Linked DNA regions of Homo sapiens: region 2 is linked to region 1. The links are chromatin contacts, found by Hi-C or POLR2A ChIA-PET in ENCODE. All regions are on one chromosome and are shown on one strand. The core of a region is the stretch at or near the end of the contact, and the rest is flanking DNA. Distances in the headings are between cores, read along the strand shown.

Region 1 (2,620 bases), core at 91-2,590:
GAGAAATATAGCTTTAAGATAAAGTTGACTGATCTGTATAATCTTTAGAAAGAAGAGAGAAACCTCTCTTGCTCTATGGGAAGGTCGCTCCTGTGGGAAGGTCTTGGCAGAAGGAAATAAACATGTTGAAGGCCATTCTCTGTAGCCCTGGTCACCTCCATCCAGCGAAAGTAGCAAAGGGACCCTGAATTTCCACCTCCTCCACTTCTAGAGGGCAGTTTGGTCAGCTTTCTCTCGCTGTCCTCTTTTCAAATAAGAAAAACAAGGACTCTAGTTCCCAATGTAAGGATCCACTCAGAGAAGCCCCCAAACAAGAAGTGAGCAAGAGCCATTTTCTATTCCTGCCTGTGAAGAACCTCTAGAAGTTGACTGCATTCCAGCAGCAGTTGCCTAGGGAACACCAGTGACAAAAAGGAGCCGTGAGGACACACTAAATAACTTTAGCAACTATTTGCATTTGGCAGATGTAGCCAAGGGCAGGGCCCTGCCTGGCTCCCTGTGGAAGCCGCAGGAGCCCCACAAGGAAGGGGGGGCCACTGGAACAGTCATAGGGGAGCAGGGAGGTGGGTGAAGAAGTGAGGGCCTTAACTCTTTCATTGCCCCTCCCCAAGCCTGCTGGGGCAAGGGTTTGTCCCAGAAGAGATCTCCTGGGCTTTGTGGAAACCCCAGAGAAAGTGCAGCCTCTTCCGGGAACTGGGTCCTCCCACACACCCACAGCCTACAGCCCCCCACCCACCCACCATGCCCCCCAGTCTTGCTTCTGCTTCCGCCACCAGGGAAGGCAGGTGACAGGATGGGCTGTGAGCTCCAGGCTCAGCCTTGCTGTGGCAGCTAATTGGGATGGTTTTTACCTGCCAGGTGAAAAGTCTGCCTGGGGAGGGGCAGTCAGCTCTCTGTCAACCCTGCTTCCTCTCTGTCTGCCAGCTCTCATTAGGACTAAGCCAGTCCCATGGAGCCCCAAGAGGAGAAGAGGCCAATGAGCCAAGCCGTTCCTGCCTGTGGCCTGGAAATCAGAGCTGCTTCGAGCAAGCTCTGCGCGGGCTCTTTAAGGTGAGCCCCAGTGCCTGGGCTTCCCACTCTCTGGGTGGGATGGAGACGAGACCGAAAATAGAAAGCAGCAGAGGCCCAGACCAAGCCTGGCTTTTCTCACTGCCCCCTTCAAAAAGTTCTGCTCAGATCAGATGATATCAGAAATGATTGGCGCCTTTATTTCCCCCCTTTGCTTCTAGTCCCCCACCCCCTTTCCAGTTTGACCACATCTGTAGGCTCTGTTGAAACAGAGCCAACATAAACAAAAACAAACTGAAACCCAGCAGCCAGCGAGGGCGGGATGTGCCACCCATCTGGGCAGGCCACGTGCAGGGCTGAGGACTGCCAAGGCACACCTCCTGCTGGTAAAAGGCACCGTGTGGAGTAATTAACCTCCAGGGCTTGGTGAGTGAAAAGCACCATGTAACCATGCTGGGTAATTGAAGAGGAAGAGAGGAGCGCTCTCCCGAGTGAACATTCAAATGTGTGCAGCTTGCTGGACCCTCTCAAGCAGGATGGCAGTCGGTTGGCCATGCCCCATAATGTGGCTGTCATCATTTGTCTTCCAAATTGTTGCCCAATCAGAATGGCTTCGGGACCCTTCGGCTTCTATGTATGCATATGTATAAAGAGACTTCTTAAAGCCATGCAGGATTTGTTGTTTTATTTTTTAGTGAGAATGTCCAGAGCTGGCGAAAGCAGAAGAGAAATAAACACTCCGGTAGTCTGCTGGTGAGGATGACAACTGGTCGACATTTCTAGAGGCCAGTTCCGGCTCCAACACTGCTTGCGTGTATCTGTGAAAGAGACCCAGGTGCCATGAGGCTAGGAAGGCTGGGATTTCGCAGCTCTTTGCACTGAAACTGCTGTTTCCTTGCTGGTGCTGCTGGAGATGAAAATCCACCATCCTCCAGAAACCCAAATCTCTCCTGGCACCAGCTCCCGGTGGCCAGCAAGTCCTATCATCAACTGGAAGAAATGAATGACATGCTCTCCGCATCACACTCACTTAGAGGGGTCACACAGCAAAGCTGCTTAAGCCCCTGAAGCATTTGAGTTTAGAGATGTCTCCCCTTCAGTTGACAGCTGTGACTTTCCAGAAAACACATATGCCACTGTGAGGTAGGGTAGTTTCTTGTATTCATTATACAGTACCCAGAGCTCCTCCCTGTGCTGTTTATGCTGTCAGATATCTTGTTTACCACGAAAGACACCATCCCCCATCATGGGGGTCCCCGAAACTGGACCACCATCCAAGCTATCTAAATTCATTAGTCCCAGTAGCATATGTCCAAACTCAAATGTGGATGAGTCAGGAGACTTCACTTCTTAGAGGCTGCAAATAGACAACCAGAAAAAGGATTCTCATCTAATTCTGTTCATCTGGTCGTTCAAATTCTGGTTCCTACTCCACCCAAAACACCATTACATGAGCCTGAGAAATGACTGGATTACACAGACAAATACATTCTCAATGCGTTCCTTGGGATTGTGGGATTAAGCTGATTTTCTGCCCTTCGCATCTTTCTTTGCAGTAAAGACTTTCTGCTCTTCCAAGTGATTTTGAGCCTATTATTTCACAAGTGTAGCA
Region 2 (2,620 bases), core at 78-2,577, 54 kb after region 1:
AAAGAATTCAAACTTCTTGGGGGGAGTTGTGAAGATTATCTGAGGTTCAACTGACTCCTAACTTGAGACCCAGTTAGTTATTACATAATAGTCACAAATTCAGTTGGCAGCACTCAAAAATTTATTTCCTAAGGGTAGATTTTTTACAAAGTGGGGTTCCAGTCCCAGTAATCTTTCATTCCTTGACAATACCAATTAATTATGATTGCTTGTTGTGGCTTCTCAGCCTCAGCACTGACATTTTGGGCTGGATACTTCTCTGTTGTGGGGGGCTGCCCTGTGCATGGTAGGATGTCTAGCAGCACCCCCAAACCCCACCCACTAGAAGCCAATAGCAGCTGCTTCTTAGCTGTGACAGCAGAAATGTCTTCCAGACATTGCTAAATGTTCCCCTAAGGGGTAAAGTCATTCTCTCCTCTAAGAACCACTGTGATAATAGCATAAAATACAAATATATATTCGTATAAACATGTATTAAGATATTGTGTTGAATGTGTACTGTAAGCCCTATATTATGCATATCCCATTGGGGAAGCTTATCAATGTGGACTGAGCCAGCTGAGGTCTCTTAAAATAAAGTCCGTATAAATTGGAGGGAAGACACCACTTCCTGAAGTAGGCAAGCCCGAGTGTCTTCCTGCCCCTAGGGACTTTCAAACTGCATTAAAAATGAGAATCATCTGTCTCAAAAATGTTTCCTTGTCAAGTTAATTGAATGGAGGAGGAGGTGGGGCAATGCCCAATCACCTCTTCCGCCTCCGTTTTAGCAAAAGCCAAAGGGCTTCTGGGAGCAACATCAGGATTTGTGTAGTGTTGGCGTCTTAAAGTCATGCTTTACTTTTTAACGATTCTTTTTAAGTTATAAAAATAATGCCGACAGCCAAGCCATGGCGGGTGGGAGGGAGGGATGGGGGTGTCCACAGGTAAAGACCAGGAAGATAGCAAAATTCAATTGAAGGCTGTCCTAGACGTTGCATGGAAGCCGCGGTTGCCTCTCACTAGCTGGTGTCCTTGGGCTAGTTACCTAATCTCTGACAGGGCTGACTTCACAAGCCTGTGTCCCAGGCAGTCACTCAGGGCCTGTGATCAGAAGGACACCTCACTTGGTTTAACAGTCTGCTGTGGTTTCAGTCTTGAAGTTCTTAATTTTTAAACCAAAGACCCCACATTTTTATTTTACACTGAATGTCCTAAATCATGCAGCCAATCCTGCTCTCTGAACTCAGTTTTTACATCTGTAAAGTGGGGGTCATGACACCCTCCCATTGCAAGACGACTGTGAGGGTTACACACTAGTCCAGGGGCTGACAGCTCTCAGCACTGCAGTTCCCTGCCCGGCCATCCCAGTGGCTGAAACAACAGTGTTTGCAGTCATTCTCAGGCCCCATCTCAGAAGGAAGTCTTTAACGACGGGCCTGAGACCATGACTCTGAGCTTCCGGAACCTTTGAAATTCTCTCTGTTTATTATTTTTGTGACTACCATCTGTTTCCTGTAGCAATGAACTCTTTAAATGAAAAGGTCTGTGGACTGAGGGGTGGAGCAGGAGGACAGCGGGGAGACTCCACCCTCCAGGGCAGCCTGGCTGGGGAGGAGAGTCCCCAGGGGAGAGTTGGCAGAGCAGAGCAAACAAGCAGCGTCCCCAGAGTGCCTGCAAGGCAGGAAGGAAGATCGCCTTCTCACGTTGCACCCTGTTCAGCTTTCCGAAGAGGGAGACAAAGGTGGAGTTGGAGCCAGTCCTCAGATTCGCGTGACTCCATGGCCCATCTTTTGCCTCCCTCTGCACGCCATGAGCTTCTGTAGTTAAAGGGCTCCTGGGGGCTGCGGCTCACCATCGCCCCACCTCCGCAGGTGGACTCTGGCAGGTTCAAGGAGGTAGAAGTGCTGAGGGACCCTGTCCTCTTGTCCTTTCTATCACTGCTACCCCAGCAGGTGTCCAGGCCCCCACCCCATCTCCACAGTTTGCAGATGGCCTGCGATGCTGAAACAGGAACATCCATGAGGGAGAAGTCGAAGGTGCCAGACAAGCACTCGGGACATGGCTGGAGGTTCCCCTCTGAGCTAGGAGGTCCCACCAGCTGTCCACAGAAAGGACCACCTTTGCAACTCCCATGTGTTGATGCTGTATGGTAACGCAGTAATAAGCTGGAGGGTGTGGAGGTGCTGACTGAGAGCCCTTGGGCATTGTTGGTGGGTGACCCAAGTCCCCTCTCCAGGAGGGGCTGGGCAGTACCTGGAAACTGAGTTTCCTCCAGCCCACATGGCCGCAGGACCTCTCTCCTTTATTGTGTCCCCTCCATCTCTCTTCCTTCCCCACCCAGAAGAAACCTTGCCATCTCCAGGCCCAGAAATTCATCTTGTTCCCAGCTCTCCTCCCCACTTCCGTCACTGATGCCCATCAGTCCTTCTCCTCCCCGCAGGCCTAAGATTTTGCAACTCCAAGGCCAAGAGCTGACATTCTCTTCTCTCCGAGTTGCTGCCTCTCCCGAGGCAATGAGAACAAAATGCACACAGCAGCCAGAATGGAGGAGGGGACGAGGGTAGAGAGAAACACCAGGAATAAAAACCTCATGCCTTCATACTTTCAGAGTCACCCGCCACCCCACTACATGCTCTTGAGG

What was found. Hi-C counts contacts between places; a loop is a spot of excess contacts on that map. ChIA-PET counts read pairs that join two places held with the same protein, here RNA polymerase II (POLR2A). Pooled maps may share reads with other maps.
Region 2: a loop to region 1 is called in a map of naive thymus-derived CD4-positive, alpha-beta T cell, with 4 times the contacts of the local background. The contact joins two enhancer-like sites. A Hi-C loop is called at or near these places in 1 of 168 maps with a recorded cell type or tissue (naive thymus-derived CD4-positive, alpha-beta T cell), 1 of 37 single-sample maps with no recorded cell type and 5 of 50 pooled maps. POLR2A ChIA-PET finds 5 or more read pairs at or near these places in 5 of 52 experiments (CD4-positive, alpha-beta T cell, HCT116, OCI-LY7 and 2 more).

What each region holds. Positions count from the first base shown.
Region 1 is chr3:72,254,944-72,257,563 of GRCh38, forward strand. No RefSeq gene overlaps it. Among named protein-coding and RNA genes, the nearest start is that of LINC00870, 100 kb to the left of the region's middle. Within about 2 kb of position 1,341, at least 6 of the 41 ENCODE cell types and tissues checked have a DNase peak (open chromatin) inside an H3K27ac peak, as active enhancers do.
Region 2 is chr3:72,309,189-72,311,808 of GRCh38, forward strand. No RefSeq gene overlaps it. Among named protein-coding and RNA genes, the nearest start is that of RYBP, 140 kb to the right of the region's middle. RefSeq lists enhancers at 1,158-1,467, 1,648-1,827. Within about 2 kb of position 1,328, at least 17 of the 41 ENCODE cell types and tissues checked have a DNase peak (open chromatin) inside an H3K27ac peak, as active enhancers do.